Regions from separate parts of the Homo sapiens genome. Here region 2 is linked to region 1. A link is a loop called in an ENCODE intact Hi-C map of the cell type or tissue named here. Cell type or tissue: B cell. All regions are shown on one strand. Links, peaks and the distances in the headings refer to the core of each region. The heading gives the core; the rest is flanking DNA. Region 1 holds the start of AVPI1 (arginine vasopressin induced 1). Region 2 has its middle 15 kb from the start of CRTAC1.

Evidence for each region. Peaks named below come from ENCODE experiments on the same cell type or tissue, not always from the same donor. Only the 100,000 strongest peaks of a DNase experiment are listed, where the experiment ranks them.
Region 2: a loop joins it to region 1, with 14 times the contacts of the local background. A loop is called at or near these places in 4 of 110 quality-filtered maps.

The regions. Positions count from the first base shown.
Region 1 is chr10:97,681,096-97,692,262 of GRCh38, forward strand. It overlaps AVPI1 (arginine vasopressin induced 1), which reads right to left and starts at 6,146. Exons shown (of 3, transcript NM_021732.3): 1 at 5,671-6,146. RefSeq lists enhancers at 5,283-6,236, 5,970-7,169, 6,237-7,190 and a silencer at 6,133-6,512. In B cell, for the core only: no CTCF peak of the experiment used is centred there; a DNase peak (open chromatin) is centred at 6,306; H3K4me3 peaks cover 1,598 bases; H3K27ac peaks cover 1,208 bases.
Region 2 is chr10:98,040,293-98,051,459 of GRCh38, forward strand. No RefSeq gene overlaps it. Among named protein-coding and RNA genes, the nearest start is that of CRTAC1, 15 kb to the left of the region's middle. RefSeq lists an enhancer at 5,763-5,822. In B cell, for the core only: CTCF peaks have their summits at 5,673 (motif pointing left) and 5,876; a DNase peak (open chromatin) is centred at 5,669; H3K27me3 peaks cover 2,083 bases.

The DNA.
Region 1 (11,167 bases), core at 1,478-9,477:
TCCAACTCTGACACCTTAAGCAAGTTACCCAACCTCGTCTCTGAGCCTGTTTCCTTAACTGTCAAATGGGGATAAGATTACCCACTTCTTAGGGTTATAGTAAGGATAAATGAGCCCAGTATATCAGTTACCCAATAAGAGCTAAATAAAATTATATCAGTTACCCAATAAGAGGATAAATAAAAAATTTAAGAATACAATGATATGGCTGGGCGTGGTGGCTCACACCTGTAATCCCAGCACTTTGGGAGGTGAGGCGGGCGGATCACCTGAGGTCAGGAGTTCAAGACCAGCCTGACCAACATTGAGAAACTCCGTCTCTACTAAAAATACAAAAGTAGCCGGGCGTGGTGGCGCATGCCTGTAATCCCAGCTACTCGGGAGGCTGAGGCAGGAGAATCACTTGAACCCAGGAGGCAGAGGTTGCGGTGAGCCGAGATCCCGCCATTGCACTCCAGCCTGGGCAACAAGAGCAAAACTCCGTCTTAAAAAAAAGAATACGGCCGGGCGCGGTGGCTCACGCCTGTAATCCAGCACTTTGGGAGGCCGAGGTGGGTGGATCATGAGGTCAGGAGATAGAGACCATCCTGGCTAACAAGGTGAAACCCCGTCTCTACTAAAAAATACAAAAAATTAGCCGGGCGCGGTGGCGGGCGCCTGTAGTCCCAGCTACTCGGGAGGCTGAGGCAGGAGAATGGCGTGAACCCGGGAAGCGGAGCTTGCAGTGAGCCGAGATTGCGCCACTGCAGTCCGCAGTCCGGCCTGGGCGACAGAGCGAGACTCCGTCTCAAAAAAAAAGAAAAAAAAAAAAAAAAGAAAAAAAGAATACAATGATACAACAATTAAAAAATACAAATAAAAAATAGATACATTGTAACTACAAAACATTCACATTGTATTAGGTATTATAAGTACCCTAGAGATGATTTAAAGCATGCAGGAGGATGTGCGCAGTCTATAGGCCAACATGGCATTTTATGTAAGTGACTTAAGCGTCCCACGGAGGAGCCTGGAACCACCCTCCATGGATACTGAGGAATTTATAAACGCAAATCCTCCTCTGTTGGCCTCTGTGACCTTTGTACCTGGGTCAGGGGTACAGGTAAACCCTCCTCTTTCCTCTAAGCTGTGTGGCACAGCCAGCTGATGACAGGCCTGTGCTCCCACCCATCTCTCCCAGCCCCAGGCCTGCTGGGGAGAGGAGGAGCAGGTCCTGCTGCTTCTCCAGGGCCTGGTTGCCTAAGTCAGACCTCATTCCACAGCCAGCTACAGAGACAGCTGTCAACAGCAACCAGCTTCCAAAAGGGGAAAAGGAACATTAAAATATTTTTAAATTAAAATATTTACATGCTCATCATAAGAGGCAAACAGTACAAAAGCTTATATATAAAAACTTTTCCAATTTCCTATCAACCCACTTGCAGAAGTAACCCTTCCCCTAACCTGCCTTTTGTTCTCTGTAAGAGTTTGAATTGTCTCCGCCCCACTCATACTCCCAAAATATGACTCCCCCCCTTGCCCTGGCCTTCTCCGCTCCTCACCTCAATAGTCACCCTCATTATCCCAATCATTTCTATGCTCACTCTGTCCCAGTTTCCAGGCCTTCTATCATAAAAACTCCACCCTGTTTTCAAAAGATTTAACAACTACAATAAAGCTGCAGAAGACTTCCAGATGAGTTAACGTCATGAAAATTGTATTTTATTTGGAAAATGGAAATTTAAAAATCTGCCTCTCCTTAGGTGCTATTATGAAAATCCAGTTAAAACCTAATCTATATGGTAATTAAGCCCCCAGAGCTGGATGACATAAACACACTGTGACAAGAAGACAACAGTCGCCAAGTAACACTTTTAGGCTGATAAAAAGAAAAGCTAACTATGGGATATTTACTCTGGATCAGGCAATACGTATGATATCCTTTAATCCTCAAAACAATTCTAGGAGTTAGGGACTGTTATCCCATTTCACAGGGAAGTAAAGGGAAGCTAAGATGCAAATATGAGTACCAGTGGCTTAGCCGAGGCCAGAGGTGGTTCAAATGACTGCAGCCCATGCTTTTATTTTTATTTTTTTTTTGAGAGTGAGTTTTGCTCTTGTTGTCCAGGTTGGAGTGCAGTGTTGCAATCTCAGCTCACTGCAACCTCTACCTCCTGAGTTCAAGTGATTCTCCTGCCTCAGCCTCCCGAATAGCTGGGATTACAGGCGTCCCCCACCACTCCCGACTAATTTTTTGTATTTTTAGTAAAGACAGGGTTTCACCATGTTGGTCAGGCTGGTCTTGAACTCCTGACCTCAGGTGATCCACCCGCCTTGGCCTCCCAAAGTGTTGTGATTACAGGTGTGAGCCACTGCGCCCGGTCAGCCCACGCTTTTAAACCCCCGAGCTGGCTTCACAGCCAGGCAGCTTAAAGAACACTTCACATTTCTATGAAGAATGCTTTCCTATTCCCACCTAATTCATGAAGGGGAAATCCTACCAATGGAAAGGGAAGGACAATGAATTATCCCACCTGGTGGAGGCAGGGGTGGAGCTGTGGAATTTCGTTAGTCTGTTCTCTAGGGTCAGGGCTCTTTCCTGGGTGACAGCCCAGCCTTGAGCCGTAGCACTCTAAAGAGGAAGAGCCCAGCTTCCACAGAAGAAATCAAGAACTGCAACCCAGCCCAGTGCACAGAGCCCTGGCTTACGAGTCAGAGGAGTCGGTTCAAGCCCTACTTCTGCCACTCACTGGCTGAAAAACCTCAGGCAATTCACATCCCCTCTGTGGGTCAGCTTCCCTGTTACTGCTATAAGAACAGCTTGATGCTGTTTGTTTCTGAGGGCCTGCACCAGTGCTGAGAGTCAACAATTCCACCCGCAGGTAAGTCTGTACAGAAGGAGGAACGGAGCTACTTGTCTGCCAAAGCCTAGGGGCAATGTGTGGACAGGTCTGGCTAACTGGGTGCTAGGAAATTCCCCAGCCAGTAGCTCCCTTTCTCCTCCCTACTCTATGTTGTTTTGCTGCAGTGGGCCCTGGGGTTAGCATCTGGTAGAAAACAGAACTCACAGCTCTAAAGCTCCCTAGTGACCTCAGCTGGCAATGACCAAGCCCGGGGCAGACGCCTAGGCAGGTCTGGGGTAGTAGGAGAAAGGGTGATATCTGGCCTCACCTCCCCAGGAAAAGAAGGGCAATAAGGATCATGTAGCAGCAGCTGCCTCGGGGAGGAAATGGCTTGGAGCCTGACTTCCCAACAACCTCTCCCAGGATGGCAAGGCTTTGACTCCACAGCTTCAGCGAGCTGCGAGTCACAAACATACCAAGAAACCCTCAGGGAGAGTCTGAGCCTCCAGCCTCAACCCTCCTTGAACCTTAGGGAGGGCCTAGCACCTCCAGATTTTGAGGCCCCTCACTCTTTTTACTCTTTTTTTTTTTTTTTTTTGAGGCGGAGTCTCACTCTGTCACCCACGCTGGAGTGCAGTGGCGCAATCTCAGCTCACTGCAACCTCTGCCTCCAAGGTTCAAGCAATTTTCTTGCCTCAACAACCTCCCAAGTAGCTGGGATTACAGGTGCCCACCACACGCCCGACTAATTTTTGTATTTTTAGTAGAGACAAGGTTTCACCATGTTGGCCAGGCTGGTCTTGAACTCCCGACCTCAAGTGATCCACCCACCTCATCCTCCCAGAGTGTTGGGATTATAGGCGTGAGCCACCATGACCGGCCAAGCCCCTCACTCTTGGCTCTGTCTCTTATTCTGGGATTCAGACAGCAGAGTGAGGCTGGGAATAAAACTAGGCTGATTCCAGGTAGGATTAGATGGTTAAGTTTTGGGAAAACCGATGAAATGTCGAATCAGAACACTTTTATTATCAAAGGAAACTTTTCCTGTCTCATTCCATGTGTTCAATAGTTATTTTCCCTCCAATTTCCTGGAGAAGACCTTAGTCCAGGAAAAGTCAGTGTATACTTGCACAATAGTACTTTTGAAAACTAGAAAATGAAACCATGGGGCTATTAAAAGATTACAAATGGACCTTTCATTTCAGAACTGACATAAAAGAAGGTAAGTATGGGTCTGTGTACAAACGAGTAAAGACCAATTGCAAAATACTTCAATTTGACACAAACTAGGTTGAAAGTGAACCCCAAAGGAAATACCAAACATTGAAAATGACAAAGTTCAACTTGTTTTGAAACAGGCAATAAGTGAAGAACTGTGGAACCCTAACAAAGAAATATATTTAAAAAGTGACTCACCATGCAATGAATTTGCAATATATAAATATGGCGCGCAATTGAGCACTCTTTGCAATATATGAAGTTCAGTTCAGACAGCTATTCTAGGAGAGTATCTCACTGCAGTCCCAGGGAGGCACAGGTAACCACCAGAGGCAGAACACATTTGGGTGAGCTGGCAACTCCTAGGTCCTCATGCAGGAGGAGGCCCCCTTCCAATAACCCAGGTGATAGCAATAATCTCTGTAATCAGGGGCCTAGGGGCTCTTAGAAAAATTACTGGAGGCTCTGGCCCAAGGCCTGAATCAACACTTGGGACCCTGGCCTGCTATCCTATACAGACATGCCACTGGACAGCAGCCAAAATCTGTGGCTCCTCAAATGGGAAGCCCAGTTCAAATCGCTGTGTGGGCTTCCCCACCAGCAGGGCCTAGCCTCAGGGAGGTATGCCGAGACAACTGGATATACATTGGCCTCCAAATCCATGCCCCTGGAGGTGGAGAAAGGAACTGGGCCCTTTCCCCAGACCAGTTCTCATATATGACCTGGAAATAAACTGCTACTAGATCTAGGGATAACCCTTTCAAGATTTCTAGAACCCTGAATTCTGGCTGTGCTGCTAACTGGGTGACCTTGGATAAGTCTCAGTTTCCCCTGCCACAAGTTGCTCGTCATCAAAATAGTATAAGGCCAGGCCTGGTGGCTCACGCCTGTAATCCCAGCACTTTGGGAGGCTGAGGTGGGAGGATTGCTTGAGCCCAGGAGTTCCAGACCAGCCTGGTCAACATAGCAAGACTGCCTCTATAAAATTTTAAATAAGCTTTTTAAAATAAATGGTGAGTATAAATAACTCTTAACAGGAAAAGGGAGATTAAGTTTGTGACGGCATTCCTTCTAGTACCTGGTATACCACAGACATTCTATGCATGCTGGTTGAATGAATAAATGATGAAGGGAAAGGCTGTTTGACTACCAGGGGCTATAGAATCATTGTCATTTTCATCATCACAGCCATCAACAAATCTGTGTACTTTTAAATCATAGCTTTATGATTAAAATCATAGAGGCAGCTTGTTCAGTGTCAAGCGCAGAACAGAGCACGTTCAGATGGGTGCTTTCTTTCCTCCTCACTTAAGGTGGCACTATTGTTATACCCATTTTACAGATGAGAAAGCTACACCCAAAGTCACACAGCTGGCAGGTGATGGAAGCTGGGACATGAACCCAGGCAGTCTGACCCCAGCACCCGGGCTCTCAAGCCACTGTTATTTTTGTTCCTGCCAGATGGCTGAGGAGGTCTTCTGGGGAAGGTCGGTCCCAGAAGCCTTTCGGAGGCTATCTGCTTCTGTAGATTGTGGAAGGAGCAGGGAGGGATCCAAAGTCAGGACTCCCAAGCTAGCCTCTGTACCCTCTGCACTCCACTGCCCGGTGGAGAATTGGAGCAGGTACTCACCACACTGAAGGGCAGCTCCGACAGACCTCAAATGGGGATGGGGCAAGCTAAGATGCGCCCACTCCAACCTCTTCCACAGCCTTCAGAAAGGGCAGGCGCAGCTCTGCGAAGGTGCTTACAAGGGCCAGTCGGTGATCACGGGCAGCACAAGAGCATGGCAGAGGGTATCCTGGCCGAGGTCCTAAGGCGACATCTGCAGCACGAGGAGGCCCCGGGACTCAGACGTGGCCGCTTCGCAGAACGACGGGGTCCTAAGTGGATCTGGCGGTCGCGTCCCGCTGGCACCCCGGCTCTGACTGTCGCCCTCCGGCTCCCACCGCAGCGCCGAGCTGGGCCGCCGACCTACGTACCTGGTTGCTTGAGGCAGGCCGCACGCAGCCCCAAACTGGTCCGGGCCACTTGGGTCACAGCCGCGGTTCCCGGGAGAAAGCGCTCCCTAGCCCCGGAACAGCCAATCCTCGGCCCTAGCCAGGTATGAGCTCCCAGGCGAGCCTTCCAAACCCAAGGCGGAGTTCCGTGCGCCAATCATCGGTGGGAGACAGGGAGGGGGCGTGTCCATCCCCGCCCCCCGCCTCCGCTGGCCTCGAAAGCGGAGTGCGAAGCTTCCTCAAACCTAATCGGCGGCGGAGCGGCGGTGAGGGGGCGTGTCTGCCCGGGCCCTGCCCACCGCCCTCTCCGCCCCCGCGCGGCGCCCGAGGCGCCCCCTTCATTGACGTCAGTCCCCAGGGCCAGCGCGGTTTTGCTGGCGCGGGAGCTGGGCGGGGCTGCATTCCTGCCCCAGGGTGCGGCGAAAGCTGGCCCTGCCGGGTACACGTGACGGATGCCCCTTCTCCTGGGCCCGAGGCCAGCGCGCGCGGCACTGACTGCCTTGCAGCGCGTGGCCCTCTGCAGATCCTCAGACTCTGCCGCTCAAGTCCCCTCCCAGCCCACCGTTTGGCTCCGGCTTTGAGGGAGAGGAGGGGGCAGTCTGCTGGAGTCAGACCTTGGGCTTCAAAGCCAGAATGTCGTGGGTTCAAATATTGGGTCATTTGTGCGACTTTGGGCCGGTTACCTAAACAAGACCGTATTTTAAAGTTTGTATGCATTCGGAAATGTTCATTAGTGACCTATGCTGTCCGAGTTCCTTGATAGGCCGTAAACAAGAGAGACGGAAAGACCTATAGCCCTTGTCCTGGGGAGTCTACAGCCTAGTAAGGGAGGCAGGCATTAAACAACCTAAAACATGGAGTATGTGATTACAGTTGTGATCAATGTTATGGCTATAAGAGGATAAATATGGAGGAACCTAAGCTTCCTCTGGGAGGTTCAGGAGGGCTGAAGAAGCAGCATTTAAGCTGAGATATAAAGAAGGAGTTGAAACTGGTCAAATGAAGAGGAGTGGATCTGGGGAGACTGCTTTAAGGAAAGAGGGAAAGGCATTTGGTTGGGCCAGGAGGTAGCTTGGCTCCGGAGGAATTAAATGCGACCCGGAGTAAGGCTAGCAAGAGAGAGCACGGTGGGAAGTAGAAGGCAGAGGCAGGCAGAGAAGGTTGCATGTGATCCTTGGAGGGGTTTAAACAAGGAATGGCATTATATGTACTGTGTTTATGTAACGGGCATTTTATAGTACTTACCACGTACCAGTAGTGTCAGTCAGCACTTTGCAAATTTCATCATCATGACAAGTTTGTGTTTTTAGAAGGTCACTCTGGCTGCAGTTTGGAACTTGGATTGGAGGGGGCAGGAGTGGAGGCAGGGTGTCCAGTAGGCCTCTGATAAATGCTTGTTTTGTCCTTGGAAGATGAAGTGTTTGTGCACTTGTTCAGCAATGCTCAGGAAAGGCTCCTGGGTCTCCCTGACTTCCTTTTTACTTCATAGCTGACCTCTTATCCATTTAAGCTTGATTTTTCTTCTGTAAAAGTTGTGGGTGGGAAGGGGAAGAGCCAGCACATGGGGCTTTGTGAATTCCTTGTTGCAGCGTGAAGGGGATGCTTGGGAGCTATTTGTCCTCACCCCATGATCTCCAGTTCCTCTCTCTGTCCTTCTGCACAAAAACAGCGTAAGTGTTGTTGTGCTGTGGCTAAAAGGGTTTTTTGTTTTGTATTTTTGAGACAGAGTCTCACTCTGTTGCCCAAGCTGGTGTGCAGTGGCACCATCTCAGTTCACTGCATCTTCTGCCCCCTGGGTTCAAGCGATTCTCCTGCCTTAGCCTCCCGAGTAGCTGAGACTACAGGCACGTACCACCACACCTGGCTAATTTTTGTATTTTTTAGTAGAGATGCAGTTTCACCATGTTGGCCAGACCGGTCTTGAACTCCTGACCTCAGGTAATCCACCTGCCTCGGCCTCCCAAAGTGCTGGGATTACAGGCGTAAGCCACCATGCCCGGCCGCTAAAAGGTTTTTTTGTTTGTTTGTTTGCTTTTTTTGAGACGGAGGCGCACTCTGTCGTCAGGCTGGAATGCAGTGGCACGATCTCGGCTCACCGCAACCTCTGCCTCCCGGGTTCAAGCGATTCTCCTGCCTCAGCCTCCCGAGTAGCTGGGATTATACGTGCAGGCCACCATGCCCGGCTAATTTTTGTATTTTTAGTAGAGATGGGGTTTCACCATGTTGGCCAGGATGGTCTCGATCAATTGACCTCGTGATCCTCCGGCCTCAGCCTCCCAAAGTGCTGGGATTACAGGCGTGAGCCACAGCGCCCGGCCCGTTAAAAAGGTTTTTACAGTGGCTTCTCTTCACTTTTCCTCAAGCCCTGGGGAACTGTTGAAAAGAACAAAGAAATCAGCGATGTTCGTCTCCAGTGGAAAGTATTGGTGCAGAGACTTTCAGCCAACTACTTTGCTAAGGAGGGGACTGTGCAGGCTCCTAAACCAAAGGCTGAGCTTCTGAGCCAGTGACTCCCACTGGCCCATTCTAACCAATGGGGAAGCCAGACTCTTGGCATATCAGTGCTGGGTGAACCTAGGAACTCTGATGCCATGAGCTTAGATGAGCATCCCGAGGTAGGAATTGGGAACTTGTGGTTTCTGGCTCAGATGTGACTAAGGCTGGGTGGAGCGTATCTGGTATCTCCAAACATTTTTGCAGGCATGTGACCATGTGCTTACCACACAATGGAACCATTTCTGTTGTTACAGCTTTGTGATTCAATACTTCTGGCGAGAAGGTGGGGCACTCCACAGTTGTGTGGGCCATGTAAGCCTCACCAGAAGTGGAGTAACATCTGAGACCCACAGAATGGTGCTGGAGACAGTAATCACCCCGGACGGGGCCCTGTTTAGAGAAAGTCAACTCTGGGGAATGGAAACCTCATGAAATTCAGGCCCAAACTTGAGTTTACCCAGGGGCCTAGATTAAAGTGAGTTTAGTGAGGAACTCCCTTCAGGCATAAAATTTAAGAGGGCACCAAAAAATTCAGGAAACCCAAGATAAATAATATCTTAACACAATATTTTTAAAAATCGAAATTAATGCAAAAAATCCATGATGAACAGAATATCAACATTTAAAATATAGGCAGACTATTGTTTATGACCTTGCATTATTTTGCAATGGGAACAGTCATTACCAATCAGCCCATGGTTCCCAGGCAGACTGCCACTGCGTGTCCTGACAAGTGGCTTTATGAGAGTTGACAATAACATGTGAACAGATTGAATAACATGGAACTTTATATGTAGTCTTTTTTTTATTGGAATGCTTTTATCCACTTGTTCTATTTGGTTCAAAATATGGAAGGTAAGTGCATATAGGACATATATTTTTTCTTTTGTCTTGGGCTCGAATATGGTTCAACTCAGTACTGGTTTTTACCCTCAAAGGAAGTAAAGTCTAGGAAGGGGGTTCTAGCTGTTTTACCTTAAGCAAATGACTTAATTCCTCTGCCTATTTTCTTGTCTTTTTTTTTCTTTTTTTTGAGACAGAGTCTTGCTCTGTCACCAGGCTGGAGTATAGTGGCCCAATCTCAGCTCACTTCAACCTCTGCCTCCCGGATTCAAGTGATTCTCCTGCCTCAGCCTCCTGAGTAGCTGGGACTACAGGCGTGTGCCACCACGCCCAGCTAATTTTTGTATTTTTAGTACAGACAGGGTTTCACCATGTTGGCCAGGATGGTCTCTATCTCTTGACCTCGTGATCTCTCTGCCTCGGCCTCCCAAAGTGCTGGGATTACAGACGTGAGCCACCCAACCTGGCCTCTTTTTCTTGTCTTTAAAATGAGAATAATCACACCACTTTTCAGTGTTGCTGTGAAGATGAATTGAGGTACTGTAGGCTGAGTTCTTAATATACACCTTGCTATAGACACTAAACCAGCATTGGACTCCTTCCCTCTTTCTATCCTGCAGGAATGGTTCAAGCAGCTGGACAGTTATGGTTCCCTAATGGGGCTGACACTTATTCCCATGGGTTTCTTATTGCTATTTGTCCTGTTCTGGGCAAAGCAGAGAGAACTTTTACACTCAACTGACATGCAACAGTGCAACTTTTGAATTAACTCTGATTTTCTTGATAAATAATCATGGGCATTCTAAACTTTTTAAGAAAGCCCCTTCTGCTTATGACATTACACAAGGCAGCTAGACTATAGCCCTCTTCTATCAAGTGACAATCTGGACAGGCGAAAAATAGCAAAGTCCTTATAGAAAAATGGTACAAGCTGGGCGCCGTGGCTCACGCCTGTAATCCCAGCACTTTGGGAGGCTGAGGCGGGTAGATCACAAGGTCAGCAGTTCGAGAACAGCCTGACCAACATGGTGAAATGCCATCTCTACTAAAAATACAAAAAAATTAGCTGGGCGTGGTGATGGGCGCCTGTAGTCCCAGCTACTTGGGAGACTGAGGCAGGAGAATCGCTTGAAACTGGAAGGTGGAGGTTGTAGTGAGCCGAGATTGTGCCACTGCACTCTAGCCTGGGCAACGAGAGCAAAACCCTGTCTCAAAAAAAAAAAAAAAAAAAAAAGAAAAGAAAAGAAAAAAGAAAAATGGTACATTATAGAAGCACTAAAAAAGTACACTATTCATGTAGATTAGAATTAAAGGTCAGTATTGTATTAGCCTGCTGTAACAAAATACCGTAGACTGGGTGGCTTAAACAACATTTATTTTCTCACAGCTTTGAAGGCTGGGAAGTCCAAACTTAAGATGCCAGCCAATTCCATTTCTGGTGAAGGCTCTCTTCTTGGCTTGTAGATGGCCACCTTCTCACTGTGTTCTCACATGCTGAAAGAGAGACAGAGAGAGCATTTGTGAGTAAGCTCTGGGGTCTCTTCTCTTCTCACAAGGACATTCATCCTTATCTTTTTTTTTTTTTTTCTTTTTGAGACAGAGTCTTGCTCTGTTGCCTAGCCTAGAGTGTAGTGGTGAGATCTCGGCCACTGCAACCTCTGCCTCCCCGGTTCAAGTGATTCTCCTGCCTCAGCCTCCCAAGTAGCTGCGATTACAGGTGCGTGCCACTATGCCCTGCGAATTTTGTATTTTTAGTAGAGACAGGGTTTCACCATGTTGGCCAGGCTGGT
Region 2 (11,167 bases), core at 1,662-9,661, 360 kb after region 1:
CAAGGAGCTTACCATACAGCAGGAAATTGGCGCCCACATTGTGCTGAAAGAGGTAAGGAATAGGGCCGGGCAAGGTGGCTCGTGACTGTAATCCCAGCACGGTATTGCTGTGAGGCCCAGATGAGGCACTGCATGTGGAATGGCTGGAGAATACCTGTCTAGAGTATGCTTGAGTGATAGTCCCAGCTTTGCCACTTACTTGCTTTGAGAGGAAGAGGTAGGAGGATTGCTTGAGCCCAGGAGTTTGAGACTAGCCTGGGCAACATAGGAAGACCCCCATCTCTACACACACACACACACACACACACACACACACACACACAGTTATCCAGGGTGATGGTGCATGCCTGTGGTCCCAGCTACTTGGGAGGTTGAGGTGGGAGGATTGCTTGAGCCCAGGAGGTCCAGGCTGTGGTGAGCCATGATCATGCCGCTGCACTCCAGCCTGGGCAACAGAGTGAGACCCTGTCTCAAAAAGAGAGGGGGTGGAAAGAGAGAGGGAGAGAGTGAGAGAGACAGAAGGAATAGAAATGGGCTGGAGACGTGGCTACCAAGTGATGCCCCTTCTTCCCACATCCTGTGAGCTTCCTTGCCAAGGCACTGTGGGGGCAGGAGACACTTCCTTGGTTACTGTGCACCTTCACTCCCCATCTGCAAGTGGAACTCCCCCCTCTCTGCTTATTCGTAGTTGTCTCATCTTCATCCTCAGTCAAACATTCACCTTCTTTCTCTGCAGCTTCCCAGCAGCCACCTCAACCAAAGCCAGGGCAGCCTGTGGTCACAGCCAATCTGCCTAATGGCACTTTACAGATAATGGCAGCACACACTGAGACTGTACGTTCAGGTGCTCAGAGCTGTTCAAGTGCTTAACTGTTTTCATCGTCCTAACAAGCCTGTGATTCTGTTCTTATGCCCATTTTATAGGTGAAAAAGCTCAGGGTAAGTAAACAGCAAGTAAGTGGCAAAGCTGGGACTGTCACTCAAGCACACTCTAGAAAGGTATTCTTCAGCCATTCTGCATGTAGTGCCTCCTCGGGGCCTCACAGCAATACCATGGTGTAGGTTGATGGGGAAATCTAGACCACAAGGCTCAAATGCATTATTACCAAGCTCAATTCATCTACAGGCAAAGTGGACACGGGAACCCAGGTCTGCCTCTTAGCTGGTGTTCTTTTCACTACATTTTGTTGCTGAAGCCGGAAAATATTCCCTGTATGTTTCCAGTGGCCCTATACCCACCTAGTCTTTGGAGGATTTGTTTTTGCACTTTCCTACTGGGTGAAAACAAGCTCAAACAGTCTTGACCACGCTTAAGCCAGAAAAGCTTGAAAGACCGCCACCTGGTGGCTTTCTTGGTGGTGGTGACTGAAATTGACCCCAGCCTGCGATCAGTGGCCTTGGGTGTCAGTGGTGAGTCTGGAAGAGTAGACGTTGGAGTTTATGGCCACTGACTGTGTGCCAGGTGCTCTGCTAAGTACTTTAAAGGGCTCCCTCTCATTTATTCTTTGCATTAACCAAGTGAGGTTGGTCCTATTCTCTTTGGCTCCATTTCAAAGATGAGGAAGCTGAGGCTCAGAGGCAAAGTAACCAGTTCAAGGTCACACTGTTAATAATTATTTTTTTATTTTTATTTTTATTTTTTTGAGATGGAATCTCTCTCTGTTGCCCAAGCTGGAATGCAGTGGCGAGATCTTGGCTCACTGCAACCTCTGCCTCCCAGGTTTAAGTGATTTTTGTGCCTCAGCCTCCCAAGTAGCTGGGATTACAGGCACGCACCACCACATCTGGCAAATTTTTGGTTTTTAGTAGAGACAGGGTTTCACCACACTGGCCAGGCTGGCCTTGAACTCTTGACCTCAAGTGATCTGCCTGTCTTGGCCTCCCAAAGTGCTGGGATTCCAGGTGTGAGCCACCGTGCCCGGTCTATAACTCTTTAAGCTGGGCTTCAAATCCAGATTTCTCTGACTCTAGGTCCTGCTTCTACTTAACTACTCCTTATCTTACCTCCCCAGCCTTACCCCATCAGGCCATGGCCCATCCCCCAGTCCTGCTCACTGAGCCGCAGCCACTCCGACCATCCCTCTCTTCTTTGGGCTCTCACACAAGGAGAATGTTCCAGGCAGAAGGCACAGCAAGTGGTCTTCTTTGCACTTTCTGTGCCCTCTGTCTGGAACGTTCTCCCAGATTTGCCTGTGGCTGGTTACTCGTCCTACAGATCTCAGCTCATATGGGTCACATCCTCAAAGATGCCATTCCAACCATCCATCTAAGTTGTCCCTGCCCAAACCCAGTTCCTCACTATCCCATTACCTATCTGCATGTCCTTCTGAGGGCTTAGCATTCTCTGAAAGTATCTTGTTTGTTTGCTTGTCTGTTTTCTGTATTCCCCACTGGGAAGGTCAGCTCCATGCTGAGTCTCAGTGCCTACCCTACTGCTTGCCTAGTAGTTGCTCCATAAATGTGTACTGGATGAACGATCAGAAGGAAGGCGACAGGAGAGAAAAGGTCCCATGACTGGTATTTTATCCATCTACTAACAACTCAGGGGCCTTCTCATTCCTCCCATTGTTGGTATCATCCTTGCCTCCTTCTTCTTTGGACCCCACCTCTTTGTATCCAGGACCAGAGGTGAAGGGAGGCCAGAGCTAGGAATATAGATATTACAAATATAAGATGGCTTGCATTTCTGGTCCTTGGTATTTGATATAGCTGAAGAGTCTGGGTTTTTTTGGTAGTGGTTGTTGTTAATTCTTGTAATTAGCTTGTATCTTATAGATATTGCTCTTGGCCATTTAAAAAGAGGTTTAATTGGTCATTCAGGCCTGGAACCTATTCTGTTTTCCAAGTTTATTACTTCCTCCACCACATTCAGAACCTGGCAAGGTAGATTAGCATCTCAGGATTATAAACTGCCCGTTCTCACTCACCCACACTTGGATGTGCTCCAGAAAACAGACACTGGCTCGTGAATTTGAATTTAGAATCCTGCACTTGTAAGGAGAAGCTCAGACCCAGGCACAATATTTAAGATCTGCTGAAAACAGGAGCAGAGTACAAATGCTTACAGAGATGAGTTCCTAGCCAAAGACATGAGCGGCCTCAGAAAGGAAAAACCACAGTAGCTAATGGTCATTAAAGCTTAGTTGACGTAATTTCAGAGAATGAAGACAGCCACAATCCCAGTTAAATAATGCCAGGAGAATTTAGCTCTGAGCTGACAGTGCCATGACTGTGATGTGGTGGCAGAGTGGTGCCAGGGTGACCACCGGGTGAGGAACTGGGCAACCTGGCCTCTCATCTGGGCCGCCACTTTCCCACTGTATGTCCCTACTTAATCTGGAAAGATAAAACTGAGCTGGATGATCTTTCACATTCCCTGCAGTTCTGATGCTCTAGCCCTTTATTTGGGAGTAGAAGCAGGAGGAAGGTCTGGAGGAAAGGAGGCTAAAGTTTATCGAGTTCCTTCTCTCAGTCAGGCACTGAACTGAGCACAGTGGCATCACTTCTTCATAGCAGCCCTGCTAGCATAGTCTCTATTTTGCCTATGAGGAAAAAAAAAATAGGAGGCTAAGTGACATGTCTAAAGTCACATAGCTGGACCATGACACTCAAGCCAGCACACTTTCTACTTTGCCACAAGGCATCTGGCCACTTGAAAACCACCTGTACCTGCTGCTCCAGAATATCTGATTCCTAGAAGTAGCACTCACCTTCTATGGAGCATGACTTTGATCCACACAGTGACTGGGAAAGAGAGATGTCAGCTGGGTTGTCGGATTTCCTGGTTTATTTCAACACTATCTTCTGGCTCCCAGTTAGGCAGCTCGGGGGTGAAAGCTGCCCTTGATGTAAGTAATGAGCAGTAGAACTTGCGTTGTAGGCTGACCCCACAGGACACTGAATGATTCTGTAATTATGCCACACAGTATTCATTGAAGGCCATGCATGTGCTGTACGCTAACAACAACAATAGCAATAACAGCAGCAGCAGCAACAGCAAAAACAGTAGCAACGACGGTAGCGACAACAGCAACAGTAGCGGCAACAACAGCAGCAAAACAGCAGCAACAGCAACAACAGTAGTGTCAACAGCAGCAGCGACAGCAGCAACAACAGCAGCAGCGACAGCAGCAACAACAGCAGCAATAGCAGCAACAACAGCAGCAATAGCAGCGACAACAGCAATAGCAGCAGCAACAACAACAGCAGCAGCAACAGCAGCAACAACAGCAGCAACAACAACAGCAACAGCAGCAACAGCAGCAGCAACAACAATAGCAACAACAGTAGTGGCAATAACAGCAGCAAAACAGCAACAGCAGCAGCAGCAGCAACAGCAACAATCAATGACCTTTCCGAGGGCTCATTCTGCACTGGGCACAGTAAGATACTTACAAGCATATCACCTATGAGGAGTGTAAGATGACTCTCCCTATTTTCTGCTTGAGGATATTGGGTCTCAATCTCGGACAGATGAAACGAGTATCCCAATGGCTGAACCGCCAGGATCAACATGCTTCTGCCTCTATATGGCGGAGAAGGTGTTAACTTGCTAGGTAAACCAAGGGGCTGTATTTTCTTAATTAAAAATCAGGGCACATGGTCTGATACACTGGCTGGTGATCAGCAGGATCTCTAAAAACCCCAGGGGCAGTTGCAATCAGTATGGGTCTCAGCATAGCTACCTGCCTCTTTGTGCCCCCTCTTCTGCTCCATATCCATCATATCACTTTCTGGTCGCCCAAAGCCCTCCCACAAAGGCTCATCACTCTGGCCTCCCTCCCAGAGTATCTCGTGCTCCAAAACTGTGACCTCTAATCTGCAACCAAATTTACCATTCTCAGATTAAACAATCCCCAACCTATTCTGGTGGAGGAAACCCTAACAGCTGATTGGTGTAATTCATACTAAGGTGTGAGTGATTAACAAGATGTCTATCACTAACAAGTGTCTGTCATTTTAAAGAGAAGCTAGTTTCTCCACCAGACAGCTGTCTCTAATAGGATCCTAGCTGCCTGGCAGTCCAGGCTTCATGGTGGCAGTCTCATGGGGAAAGGTGGAGAGAGAGAGAGAGAGAGAGAGAGAGAGAGAGAGAGAGAGAGAGAGACCAACCTCTCCAGCGGGCTGATTTTCAAAGGGAGGTGCCTTATCCCCACTTTCTAGTCTCTGATCAGAATGCAGTGGCACAGGGAGAGTGCTTGGAAAACCCTACAGCCCCTCTCCTATTGGCATCGTCTCACCTTTCGAGACCCTCTCTTCAGTGAGAAACCATTTTAATAAGGCTGTAATTTCGTTACAGAATTTTGTAATTAAATATCCTTAAAAGAAATGAGGCTGCAGGTCCCTATCTCCCAATTTATCATAGACTTAATTCCCCAAGTTACACAGTGTTTAATCAAGACTGTATCCCTATTATAACTTCATGCACTTTCCTGGCCTTAGAGATAGGAAGTGCTCTGAATTTCTCATGAGGGTGCTCTCTGTTCCTGGGATGTTATTGTTTACCAAATAAGTGGTGGCTTCTTAGTCAGAAGTAGCAGATCTGTCCTCACCCCTGCCCTCACCCTAGTCCTCTGGGCCCGTCTCACCCTCCGAGGTAAATCCATTCATCAGCTCTTCAGAGGGTGTCACAGTTCAGAGCTGGCGGCTTCATTTAAGGAGCAAATGTGCTCCCCCTGCTGGCTGAGGGCAGCCAATACATCGGTGTGCTGCAAAAATCACAAACCTGGTTTTTGGGCTCCCTCCAAACCACAGGTGTGAACACCTACCATGTGCTGGGTGCAGTGCTAACGGATATCAAGATGAGAAGGGTCAGGCAGCTGTCCTCAAAGAGCATAGAGTCTGCTAGGAGAGACAAAAATGTGAGTAAATATTTTACATAATCCATAAAATCATGTGTTTACCTCTATTTACTTAATTGTGGGATTGCAGAGAGAAGAGAAACTACTTCTGTCCACAGAGATAAGGGAGGCTCCATAGTGAATATAGCACTTTACCTGCATCCTGAAAAAGCAGTCAGATTTCAGAAAGTGATGATGGTGGGGATCACACAACTTAGAGTGTTAGGGGTAAAGAGAACTGAAGAATCACGTACTTTAAATGCCTCCTTTTATGAGTGAGGAAAGGGAGCTCAGAAAGCCCAAACACCCTACGTGCAGTGATGGAATAGAGAGTGGAATCCATTTCTTCTCATTCCAACTCTGGGCTCACCAGGAATTCCAGGCTGAGGGTGGATGAAAGGCAGTGTGGGTGGGGAAGTGCCAGATATGTCGGGGAAATGGTGAAAGGGGTCAGAGTTGCCACAAGAAATTCAATCGCTTTTACTGAGGAAGTGAAATGGTCTGGTTAATTTAATTTCCTAATTAGATGGAAGTTCTGCAGAAAGGCTGCTTTGTTAGAAATGTTTTTAAATTTTAAAAAACTTCCTAAAATGTTTTCTTTTGCTTTCCTGCCTTAGCAAGAAAAATGAAGGCCATGGTTAGGCCATTGATACGTCTGGTTCTTGCAGTATCTTGCAATTATTTTAGCTGCAGAGAACATGCAAATTTACAGATAGAGACCCTTGAAGGGGTTTTAAAAATCTTTAACGGCAACATATTTGCCTGCTATTTGTCTATCATCAACCACAGTGTATAGATTTATTTATCAGTGTGGGATAGTTAAATCAAGAAATCTGATTAAATGAGGGCCCTGGCTCACGTTGCTTTGGGTAATTGAGGTTTTGCCGGGTTATTAAGGTGGTCCCTGCTGAGCCCCCGCATATCTTTGCCCTTGCTCTTTGCAGGGCTGCACCAGGCATTGGTGCTTCAGCAAGGAGCCCTATAGAATTCCTGGGCTTGTTTTGAAAAGGAGCAGGCAGAACATTTCACTGATGATACTGGCTGGCTCATGCACAAGTTCTTCCCACTGGGACCCCTGCCCACGGAAAAGTATGAATAGTGGCCTTATCTAAATGACAGCCTCAAGAGATTTGACTTCAGCCTGGATGTGGTAGCCAGCTGCCCCAGATTCCCACTTTCTGATATTCACACATTATACAGGCCCCTCCTACATTATACCAGGGTCGGTTTGTATAGCTAATAAAATAGGTGATAGCATGTCACTTCCTGGGTTAAGTTATAAAAAGTCGTTGCAGCTTTCATCCTGGCAGCTTTCTCTCTCAGATCACTTGCTCTCGGGGGAGGTAGCTGCCATGTCATGAGCATCACTATGGAGAGGCCCACGTGGTAAGGAGCTGAGGCCAACAGCCAACAGTCATGTGAGTGAGCCTGGAGGCCTAGGCTCCAGTCCCAGTTTAGCCTGATAACTGCAGCCCTGGCTGACATCTTGACTTCAACTTCATGAGAGAGACTGAGCCAGAACTACCCAGCTAAGCCACTCTCAGATTCACAACCCTCAGAAATTGTATGAGATAATAAATATGTGTTGTTTTAAGCTGCTGAATTTAAGCTAATTTGTTATGCAACAATAGATAACTAATACACTAGCGAGAGATCTCCCTGGCATGGGGAACTCTTGGGGACTGCTCTTTCTCAGCACTCTATCTAAGCAGCCAGAGGTGTCTTGACATCCCGGAATCTTAAATCTAGAAGAGGCCCTGGAGTTTAGCTAGTCCAGTTCCCTCAGTTTATGGTGGAAAAAGAGAGGCCAGAGGAGAAGAGGCTTTGTGTGTAGCCAAGATGAAAATAAAAGTTGGATCTCCTGATTTGGGGTTCTGCCTTTCCTCCTCTATTTCCACTCCCACAATTAGTTGGCTTCCCAATTCATCATTTTTATTATTTGAGACATGGTCTTGCTCTGTCACCTTTGCTGGAGTGCAGTGGCGTGATCACAGCTCACTGCAGCCTTGACCTGCCTGGGCTCAGGTGATCCTCCCATCTCAGCCTCCTGAGTAGCTGGGACTACAGGCATGCACCACCATGCCCAGCTATTTTTTTTTTTTTGGACTTTTTGTAGAGAGGGAGCTTCACCATGTTGGCCAGTCTGGTCTCAAACTCCCAGGCTCAAGTGATCTGCCCACCTCAGCCTCCCAAAATGGTAGGATTACAGGCCTAAGGCCCTCACCCTAATTATTATTTTATTCATCAAATATTTATAGAGTTCCTACTATGCACTAGGTCCTGTGTTAGGCCCTGGGTCATTGTAGAGGCTCTTGGCACATGTGGGACTATGGTCAAAAGTTATCATTCGAATGAAATATGCTTATTACAATGGATATATGCTGAATAAATGAATAAGTCAGGAGACACCACGTGCTAGCTCTGACTCTAACACTGATGCCTTGGGTCTCCTTTGCCATTCTCTGTAAATGAAGCTTCCAGGCTGATATGCAATGCAAAGACTTAGATTAAGACATAAAGTCTTCAAATTTTAGAACTAGAAAAGACTTTGGCAGGCAAGTGATGTGAAATTTTAGAGGGAAAGTGATCCCTTTGAAAATCAAATGAGATATGGACTCCTTTATCTAAATACACAAAACACTATGCATACAAATGCTGGGGATTCCTAGAACATTTGAAGCCTATTTGTGGACTTCCTAGCAATCCACAGGCCAAGAACCTCACATCTGGGCTAACCTCCCATTATTTGGGGTGAGAAATCTGAGACTCAGAGAAGGGAAGAGAAGCCCTACATCTCACAGCAAATCAGTAGCAAAGTCCATGCCTGAGATCTGGTTCCGTGCTCTCCCGCCACAGACCCCTGACTTACAGGAAGCACATGGAATATGAGGAAACCAGTACTGGCTCCCGGGAACACAGAACTTCAGGATGTCACATGCTGATATTTATTTTCTGTTAATATCTCTCAGGGACAGACAGAGTGGTTCAGACAACCAACTCTGTTTCCAGTGCGAGGCTATATGGCACCTCTGGATGCCTCCTAAAATTGGGCAGTTGGAAAGCTCCAGAGATGGACTGGCAGAGCTGGTGAGTCAAGGATGGAGGGAAGCAGGAAGCAGAGGAGAGTCTGGTGGTCTGGGTACTCAACAGCGAGGCCTCAAGGACAGTCAGCTTCCCTCTGTCCACTGGCTGGTCCCTGGAGTTCAGGGGGCTCTTCTGCCATGGGGCAGTGGTGCACGGTAAGGCAGAGCCTGGTCTCTGGCTATCATGGAAAGAACTAACTTAGCATAGTGCCTGAGAGCAGGGGCACTGGTGCCTCCCTGCTAGGGTTTAGAGTCATGTTGTTCTACTTCCTGGCTGTGCCACCTTGGGCCAATAGCTAACCTCTCTTCCTGATCTCTAAAGTGGGGCCTGTGATGCCTTTACACCATAGGCTTGTGAGAATTACATGAGTTCGTTCTTGCAAAATGCTTAGAACAGAGCCTGACATATAATAAATGCCATACAAATGTATGATAATTCAGGGCATAAAATCCATACTTCCTCAGGCATCAGTTTTCCTCTGCTGGATTCTTTAGAACAAGCCACTACACTTCAAAAAAAGTTACATTTTTAAAAAATCAACTTTATCAAATTATAAATTATATGCAATCATATGTAATAATATGTACCTATTGTAATTGTACATTCAGACAAATTAGTTTTGGTAAATGTATGCATTTGTGTAACCACAACCGCAATCGGGATATAGAATGTTTTCATCACCCCCAAAACTTCTTTTCTGTCCCTCGTCCCAGTCAATCCTCCTTTATCTCCATCTCCAAATGATCATGAAATTTGCCACCAAAGGTTATGGTGGCACATCTCTGTCAATGTGCATTCGCTGGGCACCAAATATATGGATGTCTCCCAATATATGTATGCATTTGTTATATAATATATATTATATATGTCCTGCTATCAGTCTGTATCATACCCACTAGGAAAGCTTACTTCATGTTTTTTTTTAGATAAAAATAAACACAAGAAAATTATTAAGCAAATGGTTAAGATGAGAACCATTGGTGGATTGGTGTAAAGGGAATACAAGAGTTCTTTTGTACAGTTCTTGAAAGTTTTCTGTAAGATTAACATTGTACCAAAATGAAAACTTACAGCAAATTGACCTAAGCAGCAGCCGGTAGAGCTATTGTTGGGCACTTTGCACACTGTCCGTTCTCAGAATCCCCTGGAAAGTTTCTGAACCCTGCCAAAGCCCAGGCCTCGCCCCAGCTCACAGGAATCAGAAGCTCCAGGGGTGGAGCTTTGGGCATCCACTTGGCTCACAGTGAGGGAGCCAGGGTTCCTGAGGGCCATGGGCCTTGGCAGGAGAGGACTCCCTTCAGCTGGCTGAGTCCACACTGGCCTTCAGAGTAAAATCGGCCAGGCTTGAGTTTGGCTAGAGAAGAACTTGCTCAAGTCGTGGGGCAGATGTGTTTGTGAAAATGCTTTGTATCTGTAAAGCACTGTATATGTCTAAGGGCAAAAACATCCCACTTTGGGAATGAGGTAGCTTAAAAGTGAATAACGCATACACAGAATAGATGTAGAATATAAAGCGTCGGCTAATTATTAGATCACCTCCACTGCTGCAATTACTACTACTACTAGCTGGCCATCCCAGTCTGCCTGGAACTGTCCTGATTTTAGCACTGAAAGCCTTGCATCCCAGGAAAACCCTCCATTCCAGATAAACTGGGATGGCTGGTCACCCCAGAGCCTGTTAATACCCTTTCAATTACCATGATCACTTTGACTAACACTGTATTAGTCAGCTCAGGCTGCCATTAAAAATACCATCGACTGGAGGGCCTAAAATTAGAAATTTATTTTCCCACAGTTCTGGAGGCTGGGAAGCTCAAGATCAAGGTTCTGGCTGATTCAGTTCCTGGTGGGGGCTCTCTTCCTGGTTGTAGATGGTGGCCTTCTTGCTGTGCCCTCACATGGCCTTTCCTCTTGCTCACAAAGGATAAAAGGACCCCTGGTGTCCCCTCCTCTAATAAGGTGGATCAGGGCCTCAGACTTATGACTTCATTTAACTATAGCTCCTTCTGTAAAGGGCTTCTCTCCAGTCACATTGGGGGTTAGGGCTTCAACATGTAAATTTTGGGGGAGACACAAACATTCAGTCCACAACAACCACCACCCACTCTGCCCACCACCATTACAAGCATAACTGTGTAGCCAGTCTCTAGGGCTCTCTGCTTGGCTGCACCTGCCCCCGCTTGGGATAGCTCCCACTTTCACGGGCATTCCCTGCCTTTGCTCTCTTACCCTCTTCCTTGAGC